Linked DNA regions of Homo sapiens: region 2 is linked to region 1. Evidence: read pairs that join two places in POLR2A ChIA-PET (ENCODE). Cell type or tissue: GM12878. All regions are shown on one strand. Links, peaks and the distances in the headings refer to the core of each region. The heading gives the core; the rest is flanking DNA. Region 1 holds the start of LOC105369724 (a long non-coding RNA gene). Region 2 has its middle 40 kb from the start of H3-5.

Region 1 (15,528 bases), core at 2,870-10,869:
TTTTTTTTGAGACGGAGTCTTACTCTGTCCCCCAGGCTGGAGTGCAGTGGCACGATCTTGGCTCACTGCAAGCTCCGCCTCCCGGGTTCACGCCATTCTCCTGCCTCAGCCTCCCGAGTAGCTGGGACTACAGGCATGCGCCACCACGCCCGGCTAATTTTTTGTATTCATAATAGAGACGGGGTTTCACGGTGTTAGCCAGGCTTGTCTCTATCTCCTGACCTTGTGATCCACCTGCCTCGGCCTCCCAAAGTGCTGGGATTACAGGCGTGAGCCACCATGCCCGGCCAATTCAAGTTCTTTACTAGAATGACTTGCAAATATTTTATCCTTTTCTATAGGTTGTCTTTTCAGTTTCTGGATAATGTCCTTTGTAGCACTAAAGTGTTTAATTTTGGAGTAGATCAATTTTTCTATTTTTTTCTTTTATAGTTTGTGTTTTTGGTGCCATAACTAAAAAAACATTACCTAATCCAAGGTCACAGGGATTTACATCTATGTTTTCTTCTAAGAGTTTATAATTTTAGCTCTTATGTTTAGGTCCTGATCCATTTTGAGTTAATTTTTGTATATAGTGTATGGTACTCAGGTGCCAAATTCATTATTTTGTATGTAGATATCTAGTTGTTCAGAACCATTTGTTGAAAGATTATTCTTTCCTCCATTGAACTGTCTTGGCAGCCTTGTTGAAAATCAATTGATGCAAGAGTCTGGGTTTATTTCTGGACTCTCAATTCATTGTCCTCAACTACATGTCTATTCTTATGCCCATACTACAGTCTTGATATTATAGCTTTAAGCAAAGTTTTGAAATGGGGAGGTGTGAGTCTTTCAATTTTTAACTTTTTCAAGATTGTTTTGGTTATTCAGGGCCCCTTGCAGTTCTATATGTATTTGAGGATCAGCTTTTACATTTCTGAAAAAATTAAAAATGCTGTTGGAATTTTGACAGGGATTGTGTTGAGTCTGCAGATTAATTTAAGAAGTACTGATATCTTAACAATATTAGATATTCCAATCCATGAAAACAGATGTTGTTTCAACTAGTCTTCTTTCTTTTTCTCTTTTTCTTGCTTCTCTTTTTGGTTTTCAGTAGGATCTTGCTCTGTCACCCAGGCTGGAGTACAGTGGCGCGATCATAGCTAACTACAAACTCAAACTCCTGATCCTCCTGCCTCAGCCTCCTGAGTCATCTCTTTCAATGATCTCTTTTTCAGTATGAGTCATCCATTTCTTTTGTTTGTTTGTTTCTTTTTTTTTTTTTTTTTGAGACGGAGTCTCACACTGTTGCCTGGGCTGGAGGGCAATGGCACGATCTCAGCTCACTGCAACCTCCACCTCCCGGGTTCAAGCAATTCTCCTGCCTCAGCCTCCCGAGTAGCTGGGATTACAGGTGCCCGCCACCACACCCAGCTAATTTTTTTGTATTTTTAGTAGAGATGAGGTTTCACTATGTTGGCCAGGCTGGTCTCGAACTCCTGACCTCATGATCTGCCTGCCTCGGCCTCCCAAAGTGCTGGGATTACAGGTGTGAGCCACCTTGCCTGGCTGAGTCATCCACTTCTTTTGTTAAATTTGTTGCAAAGTATTTTATTATATTTGATGGTATTATAAATGGAATTATTTTCTTAATTTTATTTTTGGATTGTTCATTGTTACTTTATAGAAATACAACTGATTTTTGTATATTGATCTTGCATTGTTGCACCATTCTGAGCTTGTTTATTAGCCCTAATGGATTTTTTGTGAATTGTTTAGGGATTTTTATCTCATCTGCAAAAAAAGATAGTTGTCCCTCCTCTTTTCCAACCTAGATGCCTTTTATTTTATTTTCTTGCCTAATTGCCTTGGCTAGAACTTCCAGTTCAATTTTGAATGCAAGTGATGACAGCAGGCATTGTTGTCTTGTTTCCAATAACTTTTAACTTCTAATTTTCCCCCAAATATAAAGATAAACACATTAGATAGAAAAATATTACTGATAATAGTAGTCATCATTATTTAAAATCTTTTGTTAATGGGAGTACTTCTAATATTTTCCTTTGAACATAAGCTGTCTTGAGGTTAAAATAGATTCATATTAAGGAAATGTCTTCTATTCTTTTTTTTTATTTTTCAAATTTAATTAAAAAAATTTTTTATTTCCTCATTCTTGCTGTCAACTTATATTCTTATTCTTTTATGATCATTTTTGATTGAAAAGTAGATGGGCCAGGCACTGTGGTTCACATCTATAATCCCAGCATTTTGGGAGGCCGAGGCAGATGGATCACTTGAGGTCAGGAGTTCGAGACCAGCCTGGCCAACATGGTGAAACCCCATCTCCATTAAAAATACAAAAATTAGCAAGGCATGGTGATGCATGCCTATAATCCCAGCTACTTGGGACACTGAGGCAGGAGAATCACTTGAACCCAAGAGGCTGAGGTTGCAGTGAGCTGAGCTGAGATCGCACCACTGCACTCTAGCCTGGGTGAAAAAGCGAGACTCTGTCTAAATAAATAAATAAATAAATAAATAAATAAATGTTAAAAGGTTTTTTTTTTGTTTTTTTTTTTTGAGATGGAATCTCACTCTGTCGCTCAGGCTGGAGTGCAGTGGTGTGATCTCAGCTCACTGCAACCTCCACCTTCCAGGTTCACGTCATTCTCCTGCCTCAGCCTCCAGAGTAGCTGGGACTACAGGTGCCTGCCACCACGCCTGGCTAATTTTTTGTATTTTCAGTAGAGACAGGGTTTCACTGTGTTAGCCAGGATGGTCTCAATCTCCTGATCTCATGATCTGCCCACCTTGGCCTCCCAAAAGCTTTTAATCAAATTATTTTTCAAAGTCTGTTGAGTTGATTGTCCTTGGGTCTCTTTATAAAATAGATTTCCTAATAATTTATTATCCTTGTATTTCTGAAATAATCCCCATTTTTGTCCTTTCATTCTTGTAAGGTATTACAGGATTCTTTTTCCTAGTACCTAGTATTATTTCATCAATACATATAAATGAGATTAGTGCTCAGGTTTTTTTCTACACACCTTGTTAGAGTTAGTGTCAAACTATTCTTGCTTCATAGAAGTATTTTAGATGGTTTCTTTCTTTTTTTTATGTGTTAGAAAAGCTCACATAGCTTTGGAATTGTTTCCTTAAAGGTGGAATATAACCACCTATGAAAATATCTAGACCTGGTACTCCTTTTGTGGAATAGCTCTTTATACTTCTTTTATGGTAATTATTTGCTTATTTAGATTTTCTGTTTTTTTTTTTAAGATCAGTTTTGGCAAGTCATACTTTCTTTAAAAATAATCCATTTTATCTAGAATTTCCAAATTATTGCATCAAGTATATTTTAGCTGTTTTTCCTAGTTAACTTAGCTAAAAGCCTATCTTTTTTATTTTTCAAGTAACCAGCTCTTGGATTATATATTTAATTCTACTTTTTTTCTAATTAAGTAGTTTCTATTTTTATTTTTTCAATTTCTTTGCTTTCTTAGCTTTGTTTGGCTGATCTTTAACTTCATTCATTTTGATGCTTTCCTTCTTTCTTTCTTTCCCTTCCTTCCTTCCTTCCTTCCTTCCTTCCTTCCTTCATCTTCTTTCTTTCTTGATGGAGTCTCGCTCTGGAGTGCAGTGGCACGATCTTGGCTCACTGCAATCTCCGTCTCCTGGGTTCAAGTGATTTTCCTGCCTCAGACTTGTGAGTAACGGGGATTACAGGTGCCTGCCACCATGTCCAGCTGTTTTTTGTTTGTTTGTTTGTTTGTTTTTTTGAGACAGAGTCTCCTCTGTCGCCCAGGCTGGAGTGCAGTGGCACGATCTCGGCTCACTGCAAGCTCTGCCTCCCGCGTTCAAGCGATTCTCCTGCCTCAGCCTCCTGAGTAGCTGGGATTAGAGGCATGTGCCACCATGCCTGGCTAATTTTTGTATTTTTAGTAGAGGCGGGGTTTCAGCATGTTAGCCAGGATGGTCTCCATCTCCTTACTGCGTGATCCACCCACCTCAGCCTCCCAAAGTGCTGGGATTACAGGCATAAGCCACCGTGCCCGGTCCTCACCTACTTTTTTAGTAGAGACAAGATTTCACCATGTTGGCCAGGCTGATCTTGAGCTCCTGACCTCAAGTGATTTACCCACCTTGGCCTCCCAAAGTGCTGGGATTATAGGAGTGAGCCACTGCACCTGGCCTATTCTCTTATTAACTAATACAGTGAAGTTTTCCAGCTGCCTTACGATTTGTTCACCTGTGGATGTGACCTACTTTGAATATTTGTAGAGCCAGATTCTAAGATACGTTTGTGTCAACATGACTTGGAATATATGCAATTTATATCTGCTTAAAAGCCAAAATCATTTAAGTGTGCACAGATAGCCAGTAACAGGGATGGTTAAACTTAGTGCTTCATGTAACTTCAGTCTGCTTTGACAAGGACAGCTAGGCCCTCAGCTTTATGCAAACTTTCTGCATTGTAACTTGTTTGCTCTCTCTCAGACCCAAACCCCACTCCATATACCTATCCACCAACTAAACTGTGCTGCCTTGTCCTTCCTTTTCTTTTTTGACACAGTTCATTAAGTTCAAGACTTCCCCTAGCAAACTGAATACACCCTTTTCTCTTTTCTCTTTCCACAGCTGCCTTTGCCACAGTTTCTGCTCACACACCCCTTCCCTGAGAGGTTTCTAGCTTAGGCTTTGAGTGTCTTCCTATTGTCATAGCCTCCTTTGATAAAGTCTTGCCTTGCTGAGGTCTAGACTTGCATTTTTGCTTTGGCACCACAAGAGATACTTTATTCCTAGAACTCCACTGATTTTTGGATAATTTTGCTGCTAGTGACTTTTGCTTATTAAATAGTATAACTATTTTACACATGCAGCAGGTTTTTGGACTCCCACAGTACAATCCCTAGATACAAATCCGGATCAGTATACATGTCATTATGGCATATTATTAAAGTATTTATTTTTACATTTTTTGTTTTGTTTCTTCCTTTTTTTTTTTTTTTTTTTGAGACAGAGTCTTGCTCTGTCACCTAAGCTGGAGTGTAGTGGTGCAATCATGGCTCACTGCAGCCTCAACTTCCCAGGCTCACGTGATTCTTCCACCTTAGCCTTCCCAGTAGCTGGTTCTACCTGCGCTTGCCACCACGCCAGGCTAATTTTTTTGTAGAGACAGGGTTTCGCCATGTTGCCCAGGTTGCTCTCAAACTCCTGGGCTCAAGCAATTTACCCGCCTCGGCTTCCCCAAATGCTGGAATTACAGGCGTGTGCCACCATGCCCAGTCAAATTTTTTGCTTTGTTTCTTTTTTTTTTTTTTTTTTTTTTGAGATAGAGTCTCGCTCTGTCGCCCAGGCTGGAGTGCAGTGGCGTGATCTCGGCTCACTGCAAGCTCCGCCTCCCGGGTTCACGCCATTCTTCTGCCTCAGCTCCCGAGTAGCTGGGACTACAGGCGCCCGTCACCACGCCCGGCTAATTTTTTTGTATTTTTTTAGTAGAGACGGCGTTTCACCATGTTAGCCAGGATGGTCTCGATCTCCTGACCTCGTGATCCACCCACCTCGGCCTCCCAAAGTGCTGGGATTACAGGCGTGAGTCACTGCGCCCGGCCTTGCTTTGTTTATTAATATTGTTATATATAAAGTTTCAGTGCCGCAAAAGAAATAGCACTCGAATATAAAATTTTCTTTTTAATTCTCAGCAAGGCAAGGTACTTCTATAGAAGGGTGCGCCCTTACAGATGGAGCAATGGTGAGCACACACTTGGACAAGGAAGGGGAGGGGGTTCTTATCCCTGATTCAGGTGGCCCCTGCTGCTGTGTCATTCCCCTATTGGCTAGGGTTAGACCGCCCAGGCTAAACTAATTCCGATTGGCCAATTTAAAGAGAGTGATGGGGTGAGTGGTTTGGCGGGAAAAATGGTTATGACAGAGCAGGTAATGGGAATGAGTCAGGGTGGAGCAGGTCATGGGAATGAGTCAAGGTGGAGCAGGTAATGGGAATGAATCAGGGTGGAGCAGGTAATCAGAACGCGTCAGGGTGGAGCAGGTGATTGAAATGAGTCAGGTTGGAGCAGGTGATTGAAATGAGTCAGGTTGGAGCAGGTGATCAAAATGAGTCAGGGTGGAGCAGGTAATTGAAAAAGGTTGCTTTATGAGGAAGTTTAAAAGTAGAAGGTAAATAATTGAACATACTGACATATTCTTTGAAAACAAGTTTAGAATTCATATCTAACAATATGACTTTTTTTTTTTTTGAGACGGAGTCTCGCTCTGTCGCCCAGGCTGGAGTGCAGTGGTGCAATCTCGGCTCACTGCAAGCTCCGTCTCCCGGGTTCACACCATTCTCCTGCCTCAGCCTCCCAAGTAGCTGGGACTACAGGCACCCGCCATCACGCCCGGCTAATTTTTTGTACATTTAGTAGAGACGGGGTTTCACCATGTTAGCCAGGATGGTCTCGAACTCCTGACCTCGTGATCCAGCCGCCTTGGCCTCCCAAAGTGCTGGGATTACAGGCATAAGCCACTGCGCCCAGCCAACAATATGACTTTTATTACTAAGTTCTGCATTTGTAATGAAGCTGCCCCTGCAAAATTATGACAGTAAAAGAAATCTGATGTAATTGACTCCATCCTGCTTCTTACCTCCAAGCTGTTCTTGGTCATACCTGGGCACAGACCAAGCTAACTCTGGGAGGAATGTAGTTGTCAATAGTTTAACTTCGGGCCAGGTGCGGTGGTTCATGCCTGTAATCCCAGCACTTTGGGAGGCCAAGGCGGGGAAATCACCTGAGGTCAGGAGTTCAAGACCAGCCTGGCCAACATGGTGAAACCCCATCTCTACAAAAAATACAAAAAATGAGCCGGGTACAGTGGTGGGTGCCTGTAATCCCAGCTACTTGGGAGGCTGAGGCAGGAGAATCGCTTTAACTCAGGAGGCAGAGGTTGCAGTGAGCCAAGATTGCCCCACTACACTCCAGCTCAGGGGCAACAGAGTGAGACTCTGTCTCAAAAATAAAAATATATAGTTTGGCTTTGAAGCAAAGATTATAATAATCCTTCCCTAAAATGAATTCCCTCCCTGTTCAGGGGCTGAAACTGCCTTTTTAAAACTAATGAAAGGCCATAAGATTAGGGTTATGGGAGGGGCCTGAGTTCTGCTAAAATGTAGGCATAGTTTCTACAATCTCTTATTGCTCAGGAGTCCTGTGGCCAGAGGTCACAGGATTTGTGACTTCTCCAATTGCTCCTATAGATAACACCACTACTGTAAAACCTGAGATTTTTTTTTTTTTTTTTTTTTGAGATTTTCTCAGACTGACTCCACCTGGACTCGTGACTCATGACTCAGCTGGTCCTGTGGCTCCACCAGAAGTGGACTAAGTGCACAAGGACTATTTTCCACACCCCTGTGATTTCCTCCCTGATCACTCAGCAGTACCCATTCCCTAGCTCCCTGCCCACCAAATTGTCCATTAAAAACCCTAATCTCTGAGCCTTCAAGGAAACTGACTTGAGGAGTAACACCATCTTCTGTGTGCCTGGCCTTGTGTCAAATTTTTCTCTACTGCAATGCTGAGGTCTCAGTAAATCGATTTTTGTCTGTGCAGTGGGCTGGAAGGAGTCAACAGGTGATTATAGTAATTCTATATAATATTCTTTAAGATAAGTGTAGAAAAGAATTTCAGAAATTTATTTCATTGTTCATAACTTGTAATAAAGATATTTAAAATACAATGTTTGAACACTGCTTCAGCAGTATCATATAGAGTCTGATGTGCAATATTTTTGTTATCATTACTTTTTAGATGGTCTGCAATTTCATTTGGATTTTCCTCTTGGGCCCGAGAGCTATTTAAAACCAAGATATTTTATTTCCAAATACGTAGGGGCTTTGGTTTCCTCCTTATATTATTGTCTTCTAGTTTTATTGCCTTGGTACTAGATAAAGTTGTCTGTACTGTTTTATCCTTTTTTTTTTTTTTTCTCTCTTTTTGAGACAGAGTCTCTCTCTGTCACCCAGACTGGAGTGCAGTGGTGCTATCTCGGCTCCCTGCAACCTCCACCTCCCAGGTTCAAACAATTCTCCTGCCTTCGCCTCCGGAGTAGCTGGGATTACAGGTGCCTTCTACTTTGCCTGGCTAATTTTTGTATTCTTAGTAGAGACGGGGTTTCACCATGTTGGCCAGGCTAGTCTCAAACTCCTGACCTCAGGCAATCCACCTGCCTTGGCCTCCCAAAGTGCTGGGATTACAGGCTTGAGCTAGTGTGCCCAGCTGTACTGTTTTATCTTTTTGAAATTTATTGAAGGTTTTTTTATTGGAAATATAAAAATATGTATTTTCTGTTTTCAGAAGCACAGAATTTGACATATATCTACCTTACTAATTATAAATTCACTATACCCTTGTTTGGCTTTCTGCATACTTTTGAGAAGAGTTAAAGTATCCCACCATTAATGTATTTCTCTCTACTTTTCTGTTGTAGACCTTGAAGGAAATTAAAATATTTTAGCCCCAAATATATTTCTTTGACATATTTTGAAATGGCTGCCCCTTGGTCAGAAAACGGAAGTGGCCTAGCAAAGCTGTCCTTTGTGGGGAAAATTTGCATCTGTAGAGAATCTCCACTAATGCAGCCCTGCCTCTCTTTTCTATTCCTTTCCCGATCCAGGAGAGACTGGCAGTCTGGCACCTTTAAAGGTGTGGAAATAAACTTTTACCATGTATTCCCTCTGAGGGAGGCTTCTCTGTACAACAAGGCCACCATTGCTAGCAAAGCCTCTTCCTTCCTTTCTTCCTCCCATAACCTGCCTTGCCACTAAATCCTGTTTTTGGACATACTCTGAGTCCGCATTGTTTCTGCAATTTCAAGGTGGTATATAAGCTTCTGTTACTTATTGGGAAATTGGGTCCGCATTCTGAAGGCTCCTGTGTATACATGTTAAATAAATTTGTACGCTTTTTCTTCTATTCGTCAATCTGCTTCATGTCGGTGATTTTTTAGCAAACCTTTAGGGGGTCAACAGCCCATGGCCTCCAACACCTTAACTTTTGCTTTAAGGGCTATGCTTATATCAATGCCATGTTATTTGTAAATAGATATTCATAACTGTTATTTTTGTGAATTTCAACCTTTAGCATATAAAGTGTCTGTGTCTTATTTAGCACTTATTCCCCCAAACTCAGTCATATTTGAATTTATTTATTTATTTATTTTACCAGAAACACGTACACTTTATTGAATGCCGTCGTAAAAAAGTGTGTGAGGATAAAGGGCTGATACAGGACTTGGCTCCGGGAGCAGGGCGAGGAATGGAAGGTGGAGTACAAAGGATACAGGTCATGGGTAGATCTCCTGGCCTCAGTGATGTCTCCTGATCTATCTATGGGCTTGGAAGATTAATACTGGGATGATGATGAGCAGAATGGTCATGAGGATGCCCAAAATCAGGGCCCAGATGTTCAGGCACTTGGTGGTGGAGGCATAGGCCTGGGCCCCAGTCACGTTGCCAACCATCTTCCTGTCCCTAGACTTCACGGAGTAGGCAAATGCTATGAAGCCCAGGCAGCAGGGGTTCATGAAGAGGGTGTTGAACAGGGACCAGACGACATGGTGGGGCACGGAGGTCTTGCTGCGGATGTGGATCACGGTGGACGTTGGGGGAGCAGGGTTGTGGGGCACCCCCAGCACAGCCACCTTGTGCTCCTCCTTGAGCATCTCATAGTTGGGGGGCTGGCCGCTGTTGACAGGAGAGAAGAAGGTTTGGACAGTGTGGTTCATGGTGTCCAGCGAAGACCAGCCGTGGTTGAGTTACTGGGATGGTTCTCAGTGGACCCTCCCTTTCCCCAGTAGTTTTGTTTTCTCCATATTTGAAATTAAGATAACAATTACTTTCGTTTGCATTAGCCTAGTACAGGTTTGCCCATTTATCTTTTTTTCTCTTCATTTTCTGTCCTTCTGAATCTATTAGTTTTAGGTTTGTCTTTGTTTTTATGGTATTGAATTATTTTTTATTTGTGGTTCTATCTGACTTTTTCCCCTTTTACTAGATGAATTAAACTCATTTACAATTATTACAATTGTTTAAAATTTTTGATATGAAAGACATGTTTGGTCATGACTATATCATGTTATTTCATGTTATAATTCATGGTTTCAAAGTTAAAAATATTTTCGTATGTGAGATGTTTTCGTATGTGAGATGTTTTTGTTGTATGTCCATTTCTTCTGATAATTATGCATGTTTGTATTTTGTCAAATGTCTGATCTTCTTTCTTTTTTTTTTTTCTTTGAGATGGAGTCTCGCTCTGTCACCCAGGCTGGAGGGCAGTGTCGCGATCTTGGCTCACTGCAACCTCCTCCTCCCAGGTTCAAGCGATTCTCCTGCCTCACGCTCCTGAGTAGCTGGGATTACAGGTGTGTGCCACACCACCAGGCCCAGCTAATTTTTGTATTTGGTAGAGACGGGGTTTACCATGTTGGCCGTGATGGTCTCCATCTCCTGACCTTGTGATCTACCTGCCTCGGCCTCCCAAAGTTCTGGGATTACAGTCATGAGCCACTGTGCCCGGCCCTGATCTTCTTTCTTTAACCACTATTATCAATGCCCTATTCTGATAATTGCTAATAATTAAATTAGTAGCTTTCTTCTTCCTTCCACCTCCTTTTTCTCTCTACAACTTCTCAATTTTTGTTAATTATATTATGTTTCTTAATGTGTATATTTGTTCTGTTTAATAACAACAATCCCACATTTATTTTAGTTTTAAGCCAATTTACCAGCAGCGCTTATGCTATCTACCCAGTGCTTTCTAGTCATCTCTGGTTTGACAACATTTGTCCATTGGTGGATTCTTCATGTGAGTTAATACAAACAATACCCTTAAGATGTTGTGTTTTCAAAACTCTTTGGCTTTATATACATACATACATATGTATGTATATAAACAAATATATATATGTGTGTGTGTTTGTTTTGTCTTGTTTTGAGACAGGGTCTCACTGTGTCACCTAGGCTGGAGTGTGGTGGTGCAACCATGGCTCACCACAGCCTCAATCTCCTGCACTCAAGCGATCCTCCCACCTCAGCCTCCCAGGTAGCTGGAACTGTAGGCATGCATCATCATGCCTGGCTAAATTTTTTTTTAATTTTATTTTTATTAGGGACAAGGTGTCACCATGTTGCCCAGGCTGGTCTTGAACTCCTGGGATCAAGGAATCCTCCTGCCTCAGCCTCCCAAAGTGCTAGAATTAGAGACGTGAGGCACCACACCACCTACCTTTATATTTAAGCAACAGTTTGACTGCATACAAAATTCCTGGGTCACATCTCTTTGCTGGAGGATTTTATTGGTATGTATACATAATGTCTTCTAAGAACAAATGCTGTGGAGAAATCTGAAATCAGCCTGTTTTTCTCATTATAAGTGATTTATTCTCTGGCTTTTAAATAATTCTTTTTGAAATCTAATAATTTTATCAGGACATAGATTGCTCTTGACTACTTGGAATCTTTTTTAGTAATATGCCATTTTACATTTTTAGACTCGTTTCCTTTTTCTCTGCAATTTTTTAAAAATTATATTTTAAATTTGTTTCCCTGTTTCCTTATTTTTTTTTTCTTTGCTTTCAAGATCTGTGGGTATATGCTTCTCACCAGTTCTGGGAAATTCACAGCCATTATCTCTTTACACATTGCCTCTACTCTTTTCTCACTATCTTTCTAATTGAAACTAAGTGTATGTTAAATCTTCTTGATGCAGAACTGCTGGGCTCCAGGCTAAACTTCACCCTCAAGCCTGGAACCTCAGTCCTAAGTGAAACAGCTGACCCCATTTTTTCCACCCAAATGATTGCTTTTTTGGCCCGCTCCACCCCCTGTCATATGCCTATAAATACCAGACCAGCTAGCAGAACAAAAGGAAGAAAAAGAGCAACCTCAGCAGCTGATGCAAGTGGTCGGGGATACAAGCTGCTGAGCATCAGGAATACATGCAGCTGAGCATCGGAAACTACAGATAGACACGGCTTCAGAGAAAGAGCAGTTTCTTCCCATACCATCCCCTTTCCAATTCCCCATCCTGCTGAGAGCCACTTTTATCACACAGTAAAATCTTCCATATACACTACCCTTCAAAAAGTTTATGTGACCTGATTCTTCCTGGACTCTGAATAAGAATTCGGGTGTCAAGAAGGGCAGGTGCAGAAGGCTGTCAGCCTGGGCTGTTAACACTTAGCCATCCACGGACTGCAGGCTGAGTGAAACAAGCCACTCCAGTTCCTGCCCACAAAGGGGGTCAAGGTCAAGACTTGACCTTGAACTATGAACTATCCTGTCTCATTCTCATCCTATCTTACATATCTTTTAACCTTTTTTTCATATTTTCCATTTCCTTGTTTCTCCCTGTGCATTCTGGATCAGTTATTTAGATATATTTTCTGGTTCACAAATTCTCACTTGAGTTATCTAATCTGCTAGTTCATCCCTCCACTGAGTTCCTACCACCACTTCCCCATCCCCGACCTCATTTTTTTTTTTTTTTTTTTTTTTTTTGTTTTGAGACGAAGTCTCGCTCTGTGGCCAGGCTGGAGTGCAGTGGTGCGATCTCGGCTCACTGCAACCTCCTGCCTCAGCCTCCCAAGCAGCTGGGATTATAAGGCGCACACTGCCACACCTGACTAATTTTTGTCTTTTTAGTAGGGATGGGGTTTCATCATGTTGGCCAGGCTTGTCTTGAATTCCAGACCGCAAATGATCCACCCTTCGGCCTCCCAAAGTGGTGGGATTACAGGCATGTGCCATCATGCCTGGCTAATTTTTGTATTTTTGTAGTGACGGGGTTTTGCCATGTTGACTGGGCTGGTCTCAAACTCCTGATCTCAAAGGATCCACACGCCTTAGCCTCACAAAGTGCTGGGATTACAGATGTGAGTCACCCCATTATATTTTTAATTCCTGGTTCTTTTTGGATTGTTTCCAAAATGTTTCTGTTCATTCCTGTTTCTAGTTGAAGGCTCACTTTTTAAATTATATACTTCTTTAAACACTTCATACACAGCTGTTTTATGTCGTATATATGTAATTATAATTCTAATACTAGAAATATTTGAGAAATCTAAATCAGTTGTTTCTGCTGACTCTCACAGTGATTGCCTTCTTGTGTGTTTGGTAATCCAGTTTGTGAGTTGATGGCTTCATCATAATCTGTGGGAGTCCTCTGTACCAAACTTGGAAAGTTCTCCTCCAGACAAGGTCGGTTTTCATTCCTGTCTGTAATGTTGAGGCTTAGAAACCAATTCCCCAAAATATGGCATGTTTACATCCTGAACTAAGAAGACTCAAGGTCTCTCTGATCTACCCACCCCTCACCAGCTCTTCCAAAGAGGCTCAAGTTCCTTTACCTGCCTAAGCTCCAGACCCACCAAGGAGAACAATAGTTTTCTTCCCTTCCCTGGGAAACCTGCCCAATTGTCCTGTAGAGGTGATGTTTATGGTTCTTTTTAATAAACATAGAAATTTATCCTCCTGGTCTTAAAACTTGAGAAAATTACATCTGTCTTATCTGAGTTGCTTTCTCAGAAAAGAAACCATCAGTCCTCCCAGACAGTATCAAGGAGCTGAAACTTACCAGATCATCACATCTGGACAAAGGGAGCCAGACGCCTCACCAATCATGACTGCCTGCTTCCTGTTGACCCCTTTCTCTTCCTTACCCCTCCCTAAAATTCCCGTTTTTCCACACATAGTTACATTTCTTCCCTGCTATACAAATCCCAAATTTTAGACAGTCAGGGAGTTGGATTTGGGACTGATCTCCCATCTCCTCTGCTGCAGCACTGGATTACAGCCTTCTTCCCTGGCAATACTCATTGTCTTAATGATTGGCTTTCTGTGAGGGGAGCAACAGGACCTAGACTGAATCTTGGGTGTTTTGGTAACATCTGTAAGACCGAAAATGTAACCACACCTAAACAGACCCTTTTTCAAGATAATGACTGACTCTCTCCAAGGATCATTTAAATTCCAAAGAGAACTACCTACAAGTTAATTTCTGTTCCCTGATCCAGTCATTCTCCCTAGCAATCATTTATTACCCCTCATCTAATCTAATCCCAAACCCTAAATCTAATAAAATACTTCTAAAATCTGCACCCCTAATGCCCTCCCACACTCAACCATTCCACTTACTTTGTAATTTAGAGAGGCCTAAATTTTGTTAAAATAGAGGCACAGCTAATAGATGTTTGTTACACTTACTTTCTTTCCCTTTGACATTTTCATCTACCAGGCATGATTACGTAACATAGTCCTTTTTTTTTTTTTTGTGATGAAGTCTTGCTCTGTCGCCCAGGCTGGAGTACGGTGGTGCGATCTCAGCTCACTACAGCCTCTGCCTCCCGGGTTCAAGCAATTCTCCTGCCTCAGCCTCCCGAGTAGCTGGGATTGCAGGCGTGTGCCACCACGCCCGGCTAATTTTTTGTATTTTTAGTAGAGGCGGGGTTTCACCATGTTGGCCAGGCTGGTCTCGAACTCCTGACCTCAGGTGATCTGCCAGCCTCTGCCTCCCAAAGTGCTGGGATTATAGGCATTGAGCCACTGCCTGGCCAACACGGTGAAACCCCGCCTCTACTAAAAATACAAAAAATTAGCCAGGCGTGGTGGCACATGCCTGTGATCCCAGCTACTCGGGAGGCTGAAGCAGGAGAATCGCTTGAACCCAGGAGGCGGAGGTTGCAGTGAGCCCAGGTTGTGCCACTGCACTCCAGCCTCGGCGACAGACCAAGACTCTGTCTCAAAAAAAAAAAAAAAAAGAAAAAGAAACAATGATCTTTAAGTCATGCAGACTGCCTTTGTATTTTCCAGAAGTTGGATCAACTGAGGAGTGCAAGCAGTTTCAATCACCAGGGAGCTCACCTCTTAAGCTGTAGGCGTAGTTGAATGATAGCCCATCATTGTTCTCTTGTTTGCTTTTCTATAATTGCTTATTGCTCAGGAGTTATGTAACAGGCAGTCACAAGCGCTATTGTGAAACCTGAGACTGATCTCTGAGATATTTTTCAGACTTTGCCTTCAGGTGAATCAACTGACACCAGCTTGAACAGTGACCGTGACTGCAACAAAGGAACTGACTCAACCGGTCCTCTGACCACTCCCCTGCAGGAAATGACTCAGCACATGAAGACAGTTTCAACACTCCTATGATTTCATCCCCCAACCAATCCACAACATCTGTTTCCTAATGCCCTACCTGCCAAATCATCCTTAAAAACCTTAGCCTCTGAATTCTTGGTGAGGTGGATCTGGGAAATGTATCCCGTCCTCCTCACTCTATTGCCTTGCAATAATCAAACTCTTTCTCTGCTGCAACTCCTGCTGGCTCAGTGTTTTGGTTTTATCTGTGCAGTGGGCAAGAACCAGTCAGGTGGTAACAGTTCTGATTGTTACTTTTGGGTGATTTCCCCTACAAAGAGGAAAAATACTAATTTTGAACCACCATATTCAATTCTTAAGGCTTCCTATATTCTTAGTGATAATGTCATTTTTGA
Region 2 (15,528 bases), core at 3,442-11,441, 75 kb before region 1:
AAAGGCAAAGAAAATGAAAGAAAAAAAATTAGCCAGGTGTGATGGTGTGCACCTGTAGTCCCAGCTACTTGGGAGGCTAAGGTGGGAGGATCACCTCAGCCCAGGAGGTCAAGGCTGCAGTGAGCCATGATCGTGCCACTGCACTCCATCCTGGGTGACAGATTGGGACCTTGTCTCAAAAATAATAATAAAATACAATAAATAAGGAAAAAGAAACATAAAATTAATTGGAAATAATTTTAATAATATATTTTCATATTATATATATGTGTATATATGTATATACACACACAAAATATGCTTTTAACATATAATCTATTTTATTTATTTTTTGAGACAGGGTCTTGCTCTGTTACCCAGGCTGGAGTGCAGTGGAACAATCACAGCTCACTGCAGCATTGACCTCCTGGGCTCAAGTGATCCTCCCACCTCAGCCTCCCAGGTAGCTAGCTAGAACTACAGGTGCATGCCACCATGCCTGGCTAACTTTTTTTTCTTTTCTTTTTGTGGAGACCAAGTCCCACTATGTTATCCAGGCTGGTCTTGAACTCCTGGGCTCAAACAATCCTTCTGCATCAGTCTCCCAACATGCTGGGATTACAGACATGAGCCACTCCACCTGGCCTATAATCAGTTTTAACAATGGGTATATCCAGTGATTGACAGCACAGACTCTAGAGTCACATAAAACTGGGTTTAAATCCCTGGTCCATCATTTGCTATGCTCCAACAACTTAAATCATTTATCCCTTACAATGATATCATAAAGAACTATTATTATCCTAATTTCACAAATGAAAAAACCGAAGCAAAAAGAAGTTAAACAACCTGCCAAGGGTTCTAGAGCTAGCTAAGTGTAGAGCTGAGAAATCACCCAGTCAGCCTGGCTCCTGGGCGCACACCAATGACTGCTATCTCTGCTCTTCTGTACAGAGCCTGACCTGGTATCCCAATGGAGATGCCCAGGAGGCCACTGAGAATCTGTAGCTAGAAAACGTTGGTGTCCTCAACCAGTAACCATTTTATGAGTCTCAACTCAGTGGGGAGTATATATGAAAAAATTATTTTTCCTCAAATCAGTGCTTTCAACCATATTATACTAAATCCCCTTTTCCTATACTTTAACAACATGCTGGACAGATATCATGATTTTCCATTTAGATTCCTCACTTTCAGTGTGAAAACTGAGTTCAGTCCAGCTGAAAACCACAATCACATACCTAATTCAAAACTTCCCTATCTGCTATGACCTGAATGTTGACGTCCCTCCAAAATTCGTATGTTGAAATCCTAACTGCCAGGGTGATGGTGTTAGGAGGTGAGAGCTTTGGAAGGTGATTAGGTTATGATGGTGGGGCACTCATGGATGGGATTTGTGCCCTTATGAAAGAGGCCTCAGAGAGACCCTGGCCTTTTCTGCCACATGAGGGTTCGTGGACCAGGGAGTGGGCCCTCACCAGACAGAATCTGCTGGTGCCTTGATCTTCAACTTTTCTGGAGAATTGTGAGGAACAAATTTCTGTTGTTTACAAGCTACCCTGTTTATGATGTTTTGTTATAGCAGCCTGAATGGACTAAGACACTATCCTTCATTCCTTGCTTAGAGCTACAGCTTGAGGAACCAAAAGAGGTGGCGGTCAGGAGGCGGGGATAGAGTCAACTTCATTATTTCCTCTACCACACTGAGGTGAAATCTGGCTTTCATTTTCTTGACTCCCATTCCACCCCACCCACACCCTGCCTAGCCTCTGACTCTTACTGCTGGAGTTCCCTTACCTGACCAACTATGTCTTGGGGCCAGCTAAGGTCCAAGAAAACATGTGTATCCCTGCCACCCAACCAGCAAGCAGCAGCAACTACTCCAAGGTTGCCCTCTCTCTTGTGCTGCCATCTCGAAGCCAAGGTTCAGTTGAGGCAAGAAATGCCTGTCTGGCCGGGCGTGGCAGCTCACGCCTGTAATCCCAGCACTTTGGGAGGCTGAGGGGTGGGGGGTGGATCACTTGAGCTCAGGAGTTCGAGACCAGCCTGGCCAACATGATGAAACCCCGTCTGTACTAAAAATACAAAAAATTAGCTGGGCGTGGTGGCGGGCGCTTGTAATCCCAGCCACTCAGGAGGCTGAGGCAGAGGCAGAAGAATCACTTGAACGCGGGAGGCGGAGGCTGCAGGTTGCTGTGAACCGAGATCGTGCCACTGCACCTGCACTCCAGCCTGTGTGAAAGAGCAAGACTCTGTCTCAAAAAAAAAAAAAAAAGAAAAGAAATGCAGCCAGGCGTGGTGGCTCACGCCTGTAATCCCAGCACTTTGGGAGGCCAAGGCGGGTGGACCACAAGGTCAGGAGATTGAGACCATCCTGGCTAACACAGTGAAACCCCGTCTCTACTAAAAATACAAAAAAAAAAAAAAAAATTAGCCAGGCGTGGTGGCGGGTGCCTGTAGTCCCAGCTACTCGGGAGGCTGAGGCAGGAGAATGGCGTGAACCCGGGAGGTGGAGCTTGCAGTGAGCCAAGGTCGCGCCACTGCATTCCAGCCTGGACAACAGAGTGAGACTCTGTCTCCAAAAAAAAAAAAGAAATGCCTGTCTACTTGTTGCAGGCACCCCCAGTCTCTCTCAGCGTTTCTACTGGAGGCTTCTCCCTCACTTAGTTTTTTGTTTTTTGGTTTTTTTTTTTCCTTTGAGACGGAGTCTTGCTGTGTAGTCCAGGCTGGATGGACTGCAGTGGTGAGATCTCGACTCACTGCAAGCTCCGTCTCCTGGGTTCAAGCAATTCTGCCTCAGCCTCCCGAGTAGCTGAGATTACAGGTATGTGCCACTATGCCCAGCTAATTTTTTTGTATTTTTAGTAGAGACGGGGTTTCATCATCTTGGCCAGGCTGGTCTTGAACTCCTGGCCTGAAATGATCTGCCCACCTTGGTCTCTCAAAGAGCTGGGATTACAGGTGTGAGCCACCGCGTCTGGCCACCCTCACTTAGTTTTGTGAAGGAAAGAAATACCACATGGCCAAGGGCAACTCTCATTTCCTCTGTCTGCTCCACTTCTCCCCAGCCTCTTTTCTATAGACGGGAGTTGAGGATAGGGTGAAAGCTGCCATGAATAAGGCTCATTCTGCTGTTCGTTAGTAAACCCAGGGGTAGAATCTAGCTCCAGTGATGGGTGGCTCTCTTTAAAACATATCTTTCTTGGTTCTTCTTTGCCTCGGCTTTTGACGTTAGTCCTTGATTTTGATTCAACAGAAGCAGCCACTTTTGGCATCTTGTTATAGATGCACAGGTGGTAATTGAAGCCATGAGAGTTAACCAATATATAAAGAACTGCAGACAGCTGAGAAGGAGTGCTATCTTCGTCCTTTATTAAGAGTCAGCTATTGGCCAGGCGCAGTGGCTCACGCCTGTAATCCCAGCAATTTGGGAGGCCAAGGCAGGCGGATCACGAGGTCAAGAGATCCAGACCATCCTGGCCAACATCGTGAAACCCCGTCTCTACTAAAAGTACAAAAAATTAGCTGGGCGTGCTGGCGGGCGCCTGTAGTCCCAGCTACTCGGGAGGCTGAGGCAGGAGAATCATTTGAACCTGGGAGGCAGAGGTTGCAGTGAGCCAAGATTGCACCACTGCACTGGTGACAGAGTGAGATTCCATCTCAAAAAATAAATAAAAAGTCAGCTATTAGCACCTTCGGAGGCTGAGGTGGGCAGATCACCTGAGGTCAGGAGTTGGAGACCAGCCTGGCCAACATGGTGAAACCCTCTCTCTACTAAAAATACAAAAATTAGCTGGATATGGTGGTGCATGCCTGTAATCCCAGCTACTCAGGAGGCTGAGGCATGAGAATCACTTGAATCTGGGAGGCAGAGGTTGCAGTGAGCAGAGATGGAGTGACTGTACTCCAGCCTGGGCAACAGAGCGAGACTCAGTCTCAAAAAAAAAAAAAAAAAAAAAGAAGATTAAAAAAATGTGATTATGCACTGGTGAAATAGCCATTGTAGAATCATGTCTTGAAATGTCCTATGTTGACTAAATGTATCCAGAATTGCCATGTGAAATGTGTGAAGGACAAGATGTTCTGTGTTTGGTAAATGTGTATGAGGAAGAGAGAAACAATTAGAAGTTCTCTGTCACACAATCTACACACTACCAGGAAGTTATTCTAGAAAAAATAACGTTCTCTAAAACGAACCATGCAATCTGACACCCGTCTTCCACCTCTCAGGGAAGAGAAACTTCAAAGGCAGGAGGCAGGGCCAATGCATGATGTGTTCTATTGTCCCAAGGAGACCTGCCTGAGCCTTGACCCTAGTTTCTGATGGCTTTCCGTGTTGAGTGTAGCCTAAGAAGCAGAAACTGAATCTACTGGAACCTTTCTGAATAGGGTTTATTTAATCACATGCACTGTTTCCTGTTTAAAGCATTTCCCAAAATGGCATAGCACCTCCTCTCCAATGGTGGTCAAATTGCGATGTGTACCCTTGGGGGAACTTGAAGAATTTCTATGATGTACATGGGCAGGAACAGCTTGAAAGGACCAATTTCTGAGTCTCAGCTTCCATTTGCACTCCGTAAAATTGACCTACCTGGGAATGTGTCTATGGTCTGCTAGTATTCCAGTCCCCCTTCTCCTAGCATACAAAATAAGGCAGACTTCTCACCCATCCCAAAACTTTTATGTTGTGTAGGGTGCAGGGGTGAGGGGCTGTACAAACTCTCTGAAACACAAAATAAAGGTACTATTCAGCCTTATTTCATCCAGATACCCAGATTCATACCTTGATTAATTAGCTATCTATCTATTGCTGCATAGAAAATTAGCCCAGAACAGCCAGGCACAGTGGCTCCCACCTGTAATCCCAGCACTTTGAGAGGCCGAGGTGGGCAGATCACGAGGTCAGGAGATCAAGACCATCCTGGTCAACATGATAAAACTCTATCTCTACTAAAAATACAAAAATTAGCTGGGCATGCGCCTGTAATCCCAACTACTTGGGAGGCTGAGGCAGGAGAATCGTTTGAACCCGGGAGGTGGATATTGCAGTGAGCTGAGATTGCACCACTAAACTCTGGCTTGGTGACAGAGAGAGACTCTGTCTCAAATAAATAAATAAATAAATAAAAATAAAAAAAATAAATTAGCCAATAACATAGTAGCTTAAAACAACAATAAACACAAATTCCCCAGGGTCGTTATGGTGGGATGCGACTTCATCACCAGATTGACCTATCAAGTGCAAGGAAACTTGGCTTCAGGAGAGGCTAACTTACTTCTGTGTAGTGTAGGGGGAAAAGAGAAAACACACACACACACACACACACACACACACATGTGCGCGCACGCACAGCGGTAAAGCAGAAGTTTCCAGCTGGGTTTTCTGTCCCTTTGGCCACATAATCAAGTCAGGTGATCTAACTTGTTAAAACCATCAGTAAAGAAATTGACCCTGGGGTTTCCCAGATTCAGTTTTTATTTTTATTTATTTTATTTATTTATTTTTTTTGAGATGGTGTCTCACTCTATCACCCAGGCCGGAGTGCAGTGGTGCCATCTCAGCTCACTGCAACCTTCGCCTCCTGGATTCAAGCGATTCTCCTGCCTCAGCCTCCCGAGTAACTAGGATTACAAGCGTGCACCACAACGCCTGGCTAGGTTTTGTATTTTTAGTGGAGACAGGGTTTCACCATGTTGGCCAGGCTGGTCTCAAATTCCTGACCTGGACAGAGGCCTGGCAGGTGATCTACCTGCCTCGGCCTCCCAAAGTGCTGCGATTACAGGTGTGAGTGACTGCGCTTGGCCCAGATTCAGATTTTAAACAGCACATGACAAATCTTGCTGCCCTTCTATCCGCTAAAGGTAAAAAACCAAACGTCCATAATTCTCCAAAGGCAAAGATAGAGTTTTTCCAGTACAGATGTAAGTCAGCCTATTATCCACACATTCCCAACAAATGGCCTTTAAGAGCCTTTGGTGCCAAATTCAACAAATGGAAGGGTTTTACACAGGTTAGGAAGATCACCAGATGCATGTGAGTCATGTTTACTTGAAGATCACTCTTCATGACACATATTAAATATTCTTAGTGCTTACATACTTAATGAAGCCTTATAGGTATTCTGTAAGTATTTATTGAGAAATAGGAAAGAAGAAGGAAGAAGAAAAAATACAATTCTTGTGGGTTCTATTTTCCTTTCTGCCTCTGCGCTTTCCCTATACTAAGCATTTTTGCTTCCTCATCTACATTGTAGTTCTACTCTCAGCTGTTTACACTTCACTTTCCTAAAAGCACCAGTGTGACCTTGATATCTGGCCCTAATTTAGCCTTTTGATGTCCATAGTTTCTGTTTTCTCCATCTGACACATGTTCGTTTCTCTTATTCTTGGATGCCTAGGTTCTGGGCTCCTATTGGGTTATCTTTCAAGTCATCCCAAGATAGAAGATAGACTTCCTGCTGAGAGAGAAGGCAGTTAGAGGCTGGTTAGGCAGATAGAGAGGGAGGGTCTCTGGAGAAGGGCAGTGTTCACAAGAACGCTAGCAGGACCGTACCTACACCGCCTCTGCAGCTAATGGGAAGAAATGTGGTTAAGAACTTCCCCTTATGCCAGGATGTTGCTCAGAAGGGACTGTCCTAACTTAGGCACAGGCGGAATAAATCAACCTAAGTGTCCTTGGCCCAGCTCATCATAGTGTCATTAACATGACATTTTTGTGGTTTTAGCCCCTTGGTGGGTTTCACTTAGGCACTCGTGGGTAACAACCAAGATGGAGTCACTCTGGCCAATCCCAGGCATGTGCAGATGCAACACCCTTAGGAGGGAACTTTACCCCTCCCATTTTGGGCAGAACCCACAGAAGACTTCCTTCCTTCCTCTTCCACATAAAAGACCCAGAACTCAGCCCCATTTCTGAAAACTTGCTTTCAGGGCACCTCTCTTTGCTGAGAGCTTTCCTTTTGCTTAATAAATCCTACTCTACTTACTCTGTGGTGTCTGTGTTCCTTATTCTTCTTGGTCCTGGGATAAGAACTCGGATGTAGCTGAACTAAGGAGTGATTTAGACTGCAATGCTGCTCCAGAAGATAGACTTCCTGCTCCAGAACATAGAAATGGGTGTGATATCTTCTCCCAAATTCAAAATAAATGACAATGGCTGAGCACGGTAAATTATGCCTGTAATCCCAGCACTTCGGGAGGCTGAGGCCAGCGGATCACTTGAGGCCAGGAATTCGAGACAAGCCTGACCAACACGGTGAAACCCCCTCTCTACTAAAAATGTAAAAATTAGCTGAACGTGGTGGCTGATGCCTATAATCCCAGCACTTTGGGAGGCAGAGATGGGCGGATCACTTGACGTCAGGGGTTTCAGACCAGTTTGGTCGACATGGTGAAACCCTATCTCTATTAAAAATACAAAAAGAATTAGCCGAGCGTGGTGGCACACGCCTGTAATCCCAGCTACTTGGGAAGCTGAGGCATAAGAATTGTTTGATCCTAGGAGGCCAGATCATGTCACTGCACTGCAGCCTTGGCAACAGAATGAGACTCTGTCACCAAAGAATAAATTAATACACAAATGAATAATAAAAAGTAAAATAAAATAAAACAACTCAATAAGCCCTACTTACCACTCTTTTCTAGGCAAATAGGTTAAAAGAGTTGTGTAACCTTTCATATTTATGTGATACCTTTCACGATTGATGCCATTCACTTCTTTTTTTTTTGAGACAGAATCTCACTCTGTTGCCCAGGTAAGAGTGCAGCAGCAAGTTATTGGCTCACTGCAACCTCTGCCTCCCAGGATTAAGCGATTCTCGTGCCTCAGCCTCCCAACTAGCTGGGATTACAGGCATGCGCCACCATACCCTGCTAATTTTTTTTTTTTTTTTTAGTAGAGACGGGTTTCCCCATGTTGGCTGGGCTGGTCTCAGACTCTTGGCCTTAAGTGATCTGCCTGCCTTGGCCTCCCAAAGTGCTAGGATTATAGGCATGAGCCACCATGCCCAGCCACTTCTTCTTTTTTTCTTTTATTTCAATAGCTTTTGGGGGAACAGGTGGTTTTTGGTTACATGGATAAGTTCTTTAATGGTGATTTCTGAGATATCAGTGCAACTATCACCTGAGCAGTGTACACTGTGCCCAATGTGTAGTCTTTCATCCCTCAGTCCCCTCCCACCTTTTCCCCTGAGTCCCTAAAGTCCAATGTCCATTTTATCATTCTCGTACTTTTGCTTCTTCATAGCTTAGCTCCCATTTGTAAGTGAGAACACACAATATTTGGTTTTCCATTCCTAAGTTACTTCACTTAGGGCCTCCCACTCCATCCAGTTGCTGCAAATGCCATTATTTCATTCCTTTTTATGGTTGAGTAGTATTCCAAGGTGCATATATACCACATTTTCTTTATCCAGTCGTTGGTTGATGGGCACTTAGGTTGGTTCCATATCTTTGCAATTGTGAATTGTGCTGCTGTAACCATGCACATGCAGGTGTCTTTTTCATATAATGACTTCTTTTCCTTTGGGTAGATACCCAGTAGTGGGATTGCTAGATGGAATGGTAGTTCTACTTTTAATTCGTTAAGGAATCGCCATACTGTTTTCCATAGTGGTTGTACTACTTTACACTCCCGTCAGCAGTGTAGAAGTGTTCCCTTTTCACCACATCCATGCCAGCATCTATTAGTTTTTGATTTTTAATTATGGGCATTCTTGCAGGAATAAGCTGGTATCTTATTGTGGTTTTAATTTGCATTTCCCTGATAATTAGTGATGTTGAGCATTTTTTCATATGTTTGTTGGCCATTTGTATATTTCTTTTGAGAATTGTCTATTCATGTCTTTTTCCCTCTTTTGGATGGGGTTATTTGGTTTTTTCTTGCTGATTTATTTGAGTTACTTGTAGATTCTCAATACTAGTCCTTTGTGGGATGCATAGTTTGTGAATATTTTCTCCCACTCTGTGGGTTGTCTATTTACTTTGTTAATTCTTTCTTTTGCTGTGCAGAGCTTTTTTGTTTAATTAGGCTTCATCTATTTATTTTTGTTTTTGTTGCATTTGCTTTTGGGTTCTTGGTCATGAACTCTTTGCCTAAACCAATGTCTAGAAGAGTTTTCCTGATGGTATCTTCTAGCACTTTTTTTTTTTTTTTGAAACAGAGTCTAACTCTGTTGCCCAGGCTTGAGTGCAGTGGCACGATCTCGGCTCACTACAACCTCTGCCCCCTGAGTTCAAGTGATTCTCCTGCCTCAGCCTCCTGAGTAGCTGGCATTACAAACACCTGCCACTGGGACCGGCTAATTTTTGTATTTTTAGCAGAGACAGGATTGCACCATCTTGGCCAGGCTAGTCTTGAAATCTTGACCTCGTGATCCACCCGCCTCAGCCTCCCAAAGTGCTGGGATTACAAGCATGAGCCACTGTGCCTGGCCTCTTCTAGCATTTTTGTGCTTTCAGGTCTTAGATTTAAGTGGTTTTTTTTTGTTTGTTTTTGTTTTTGTTTTTGACAGTCTCACTCTGTCCGAAGGCTGGAGTGCAGTGGCGTGATCTTGGCTCACTGCAACCTCTGCCTCCCGGGTTCAAGCGATTCTCCTGCCTCAGCTTCCCCAGTAGCTGGGATTACAGGCACCTGCCACCACGCCCAACTAATTTTTGTATTTTTAGTAGAGACGGGGTTTCACCATATTGGCCAGGCTGGTCTCAAACTCCTGACTTCAGGCTATCCCCCTGCCTCGGCCTCCCAAAGTGCTGGGATTACAGGTGTGAGCCACCGCACCAGCCAGATTTAAGTCTTTAATCCATCTTGAGTTGATTTTTGTGTAAGGAGAGAGATGAGGATCCAGTTTCATTCTTCTACATGTGGCTTGCCAATTATATCAGCACCATTGGTTGAATAGGGTGTCCTTTCCCCACTTTATGTTTTTGTTTGCTTTGTCAAAGATCAATTGGCTGTTAGTATTTGGCTTTATGTCTGGGTTCTCTATTCTGTTCCATTGGTCCTATGTTCCTATCTTCATACCAGTACCATGCTGTTTTGGTAACCACAGGCTTGGCACATAGCTTGAAGTTGGGTAATGTGATGCCTCCAGATTTATTCTTTTTATGTTGTATTGCTTTGGCTATGCGGGCTCTTTTTTGGTTCCATATGAATTTTAGGATCTTTTTTTCTAGTTCTGTGAAGAATGATGGCAGTATTTTGATGGGAATTGCATTGAATCTGTAGATTGCTTTTGGCAGTAAGTTCATTTTTGCAATATTGATTCTACTGATCCATGAGCATAGGATGTGTTTCTATTTGTTTCTGTCATCTATGATTCTTTTTTGTTTGTTTGTTTGTTTGTTTGTTTTTGAGACAGAGTCTCACTCTGTCTCCCTGGCTGGACTGCAGTGGCACAATCTTGGCTCACTGCAACCTCCACCTCCCGGGTTCAAGCAATTCTCCTACCTCAGCCTCCCGAGTAGCTGGGATTATTGGCATGTGCCACCATGCCCAGCTACTTTTTGTATTTTTAGTAGAGACGGGGTTTCGTGATGTTGGCCAGGCTTGACTTGAACTCCTGACCTCAGGTGATCCATCTGCCTTGGCCTCCCAAAGTGCTAGGATTACAGGTGTGAGCCACCACACCCAGCCTATGATTTCTTTCAGCAGTGTTGTGTAGTTTTCCTTGCAGAGGTCTTTCACCTCCTTGGTTAAGTATATTCCTAAGTATTTTATTTTATGTATATATTTTTTGCAGCTGTTGTAAAAGGGATTGAGTTCTTGATTTGATTCTCAGTTTGGTCGCTGTTGGTGTATAGCTGTGGTACTGATTTGTGTACATGGATTTTGTAGCCTGAAACTTTACTGAATTCATTTATCAGATCTAGGAGCTTTTTGGATGAGTCTTTAGGGTTTTCTAGGTATACAATCATATAATGAGTGAATAGTAACAGTCTGACTCCCTCTTTTCCAATTTGGGTACCCTTTATTTCTTTCTCTTGTCTGATTGCTCTGGCTAGGACTTCCTCCATTAACTTCTTTACAATTATCTTTGCAATCTGAGTTTACTCCTTATTAAATTTGTTCTCAATTCTTTAGGAAGATTGAATTTTAGTGTATAAATCCTGTTGACAAATGAGGTACTAGAATGATGAGAATTCTCTTTAAGAGGCCATTTCTGAGATAAATCTACATAGCAAGTAGGTCTAGTTGCTCAGTCCTTACACCTCCAAGGGAGCCTGGAATCATGATTGACCCTTGGCAAACCCTCGGAAATGTTCTTAGGATGTTCTTTATGTCACTAATTGATGATTTTGTTGTGTACACTTGGAGCAATGTACCATGCCATGCTGGCTTGCTAATTTGCTTTGCACAAACATTGAGATTGATGATGTACCCCTGGTCTCATTGTTGTGATCCTGAGTTTTGGTTGCTATGGCTAATCGCATAACAGGATATGTCTTTGTGATTGGTCCCTGATAAAAGCCTTAGACTCTGAAACCTGAATGGGCTTCCCTGAGCAGAGACATTTCACATATGTTCATTTCTAGAGAGAAAATACATCCTGTGTGACTTCAGATGAAAAAAGACTTGAAATATATGTTGGATCTCTCTAAATACTGCTACAGTCTCATCAATATACCATAATGTAGTAGTCTCTTGTTGTGTAGTATCACCAGGAGTTCTTTGTCTTATGACCATGCAAATTAAGGAATGTGGATGCAAAGCGTGAGGTTGGAGTGAAAGTTTAATAAATGAAAGAAGAAAGCTATCTATAGTGGAGAGGGGAGCCCAAGTGGGCTGCCGTTTTTACAGTTTAATTTAAAAGGTTTTTGGTTTGTTTGTTTGTTTGTTTGTTTGTTTGTTTTTTGAGATGAAGTCTTGCTCTCGTCCCCCAGGCTAGAGTGCAATGGTGCGATCTTGGCTCACTGCAACCTCCACCTCCCGGATTCAAGCAATTCTCCTGCCTCAGCCTCCCAAGTAGCGGGATTACAGGCACCTGCCACCACACCTGGCTAATTTTTGTATTTTTTAGTAGAGATAGGGTTTCACTTTGTTGGCCAGGCTGGCCTCAAACTCCTGACCTCAGGTGATCCACCCACCTTGGCCTCCCAAAGTGCTGGGATTACAGGCATGAACCACCGCACCCGGCCAGAAGTTTTTTTGTGTGTTTTTTGTTTGTTTGTTTGTTTTGGAGATGGAGTCTTGTTCTGTCACCCAGGCTGGAATGCAGTGGCATGATCTTGGCTCACTGCAACCTCCACCTCCCAGGTTCAAGCAATTCTTCTGTCCCAGCCTCCCGAGTAGCTGGGACTACAGGTGCCTGCCACCATGCCCGGCTAACTTTTGTATTTTTAGTAGAGATGGGGTTTCACCTTGTTGGTCAAGCTGGTCTCAAACTCCTGACCTCAGGTGATCCACCCACCTCGGCCTCCCAAAGTGCTGGGATTACAGGCGTGAGGCACCATGCCCGGCCTGATTTTTTAAAAGTTTTTATAGGAAACTCCTCTCATCTCTTTAGTTGTTGAGTAACTTATCTGTAAAGTCGTCTGCATAACTCCACACTATCTACAGGTGTGAGCCACTGTGCCTGGCCCAGGCTGACTCTTGTTAGGGACTAATGCAACCAATGACTTTAAGTTGGAGCCAGTGCTCACTGACCATTCTGAAAATCCTAGGGCTCGTAAGAATTATGCTAAGTTGGGCCAGTCGCGGTGGCTCACGCCTATAATCTCAGCACTTCGGAAGGCTGTGGCAGGCAGATCACTTGAGGTCAGGAGTTTGAGACCAGCCTGGCCAACATGGTGAGACCCTGTCTCTGCTAAAAATATAAAAATTAGCCGGGTGTGGTGGTGCACACCCATAATCCTAGCTACTAGGGAGGCTGAAGCAGGGGAACTGCTTGAACCCAGGAGGCAGAGGATGCAGTGAGCTGAGATTGTGGCACTGCACTCCAGCCTTGGCAGTAGAGTGACACTACATCTCAGAAAAAAAAAAAAAAAAGAATTATGCTAAATCTACTCTATTGCTCTATAATTGTAACAAAAAAGTCTGAATGACAGCACATCTGTTTACAGCATGATTTACTGAATTACTATTATTATTATTATTTTTTGAGACAGGGTTTCCCTCTGTCATTCAGGCTGTAGTGCAGTGGTCTGATCTTGGCTTACTGCAACCTCTACCTACTGGGCTCAAGTGAGCCTCCCACCTCAGCCACCTGAGTAGCTGGGACTACAGGTGCATACCACCATGCCTGGCTAATTTTTTTATATTTTTGGTAGAGTCAGGGTTTTGCCATGTTGCCCAGGCTGGTCTTGAACTCCTGAGCTCAACAAATCCACCTGCCTCAGCCTCCTAAGTGCTGGGATTACAGGCATGAACCACCACACCTGGCCAATTGACCGAATATTTTAATCCCACTGTTGAGACCTACTGCTCCAAAAAAAAACCTTCCTTTCAAAATATTACTACTCATGGACAATGTTCCTGGTCACCCAAGAGCTCTGATGGAGATGTACAAGAAGGTTAATGTTGTTTTCATGCATCCTAACATATCCACTTAGCAGCCCATGAATTAAGGGGCAATTCTGACTTTCAAGCCTTCTTATCTAAGAGATACATTTTGTAAGACGATGGCTGCTACAGATAGTGATTCCTCTGATGAATCTGGGCAAAGTGGATTGAAAACCTTTTGGAAAGGATTCACCATTTTAGGTGCCATTTGATTCATGTAAGTAGGTCAAAATATGAACATGAACTGGAGTTTGGAAGAAATTGATTTTAATCTTCATGGATGACTTTGAAGAGTTCAAGAGTTCAGTAGAAGAAGTAACTGAAGATGTAGTGGAAATAGCAAGAGAACTGGAATTATAAGTGGGGCCTAAAGATGTGACTGAATTGCTTCAATCACATGCTAAAAAAAGCTTTAATGGATGAAGAGTTGCTTTTTATGGATGAGCAAAGAAAGTGGTTTCTTGAGAGGGAATATATTCCTGGTGAAGATGCTGTGGATATTGTTGAAATGATAATGAAGGATTTAGAATATTCCATAAATTTAGTTGATAAAGCACCTTTAAAAGGATTTATTACAATTTTGAAAGAAGTTCTACTATGAGTAAAATGCTATCAAACAGCATAACATCCTAGAGAAATCTTTTGTGAAAGGAAGAGTCCACCACAGCCAGCATTATACTGATTGGGGAAAAGTTGAAAGCATTCTCTCTGAGAACTGGAACAAGACAAGGATGCCCACTTTTATTACTTCTATTCAACATAGTACTGGAAGTCCTAGCCAGAGCAATCAGACAAGAAAAAGAAACAAAGGGCATCCAAATCAATAAAGTGGAAGTCAAACTGTCCCTGTTCAGTAAAGTTTCAGAATACAAAATCACTGTACGCAAATCCGTAGCACTGCTATACACCAACAGCAACCAAGCTGAGAATCAAATCAAGAACTCAATCTCTTTTGCAACATTGCTGGAAAAAACAAAACAAAACAACAAAAGCAAAACAAAACAAAACAAAACCAAAAAAGCCACAAAATACTTAAGAATATACTTACCAAAGCAGGTGAAAGGCCTCTGCAAGGAATATGCTGAAAGAAATAACATGCTGAAAGAAATAACATAAACAAAACATGCTGAAAGAAATAATAGATGACACAAACAAATGGAAACATATCCCATGCTCATGGATCAGTAGAATCAATATTGCGAAAATGAACATACTGCCAAAAGCAATCTGCAGATTCAATGCAATTTCCATCAAAATACCATCATCATTCTTCACAGAACTAGAAAAAAAGCTGGGCGCGGTGGCTCACGCCTGTAATCCCAGCACTTTGGGAGGCAGAGGTGGGCAGATCATGAGGTCAGGAGATCGAGACCATCCTGGCTAACACAGTGAAACCCCGCCTCTACTAAAAATACAAAAAATTAGCCGGGCGTGGTGGCGGGCGCCTGTAGTCCCAGCTACTTGGGAGGCTGAGGCAGGAGAATGGCGTGAACCCGGGAGGCGGAGCTTGCAGTGAGCCGAGATTGCGCCACTGCACTCCAGCCTGGGTAACAGAGCGAGACTCCGTCTCAAAAAAAGAAAGAACTAGAAAAAAAATTCTAAAATTCATATGGAACCGAAAAAGAGCCCGCATAGCCAAAGCAATACTACATAAAAGGAATAAATCTGGAGGCATCACATTACCCAACTTCAAGCTATACTCCAAGCCTGTGGTTACCAAAACAGCATGGTACTGGTATGAAGAAGATAGGAACATAGGACCAGTGGAACAGAATAGAGAACCCAGACATAAAGCCAAATACTTACAGCTATTTGATCTTCGACAAAGCAAACAAAAACATAAAGTGGGGAATGGACATCCTATTCAACAAATGGTGCTGGGATAATTGGCAAGCCACATGTAGAAGAATGAAACTGGATCCTCATCTCTCATCTTACACAAAAATCAACTTAAGATGGATCACAGACTTAAATCTAACTCCCGAAACCATAAAAATGCCCTAGAAGATAATATCAGAAAAACTCTTGTAGACATTGGTTTAGGCAAAGAG

The links. ChIA-PET counts read pairs that join two places held together with the same protein. Peaks named below come from ENCODE experiments on the same cell type or tissue, not always from the same donor. Only the 100,000 strongest peaks of a DNase experiment are listed, where the experiment ranks them.
Region 2: POLR2A ChIA-PET joins it to region 1 with 11 read pairs; 4 of 35 experiments call an interaction of 5 or more read pairs at or near these places.

What each region holds. Positions count from the first base shown.
Region 1 is chr12:31,748,954-31,764,481 of GRCh38, reverse strand. It overlaps LOC105369724 (a long non-coding RNA gene), which reads left to right and starts at 7,381. Exons shown (of 4, transcript XR_931501.3): 1 at 7,381-7,610; 2 at 11,146-11,334; 3 at 13,129-13,234; 4 at 15,044-15,349. It also overlaps the pseudogene IFITM3P2. RefSeq lists enhancers at 7,213-7,507, 14,506-15,090, 14,953-15,247, 15,099-15,278, 15,299-15,368 and 2 more. In GM12878, for the core only: a CTCF peak has its summit at 7,358; no DNase peak of the experiment used is centred there.
Region 2 is chr12:31,824,141-31,839,668 of GRCh38, reverse strand. No RefSeq gene overlaps it. Among named protein-coding and RNA genes, the nearest start is that of H3-5, 40 kb to the right of the region's middle. In GM12878, for the core only: no CTCF peak of the experiment used is centred there; DNase peaks (open chromatin) are centred at 4,167, 4,370 and 6,578; H3K27ac peaks cover 1,707 bases.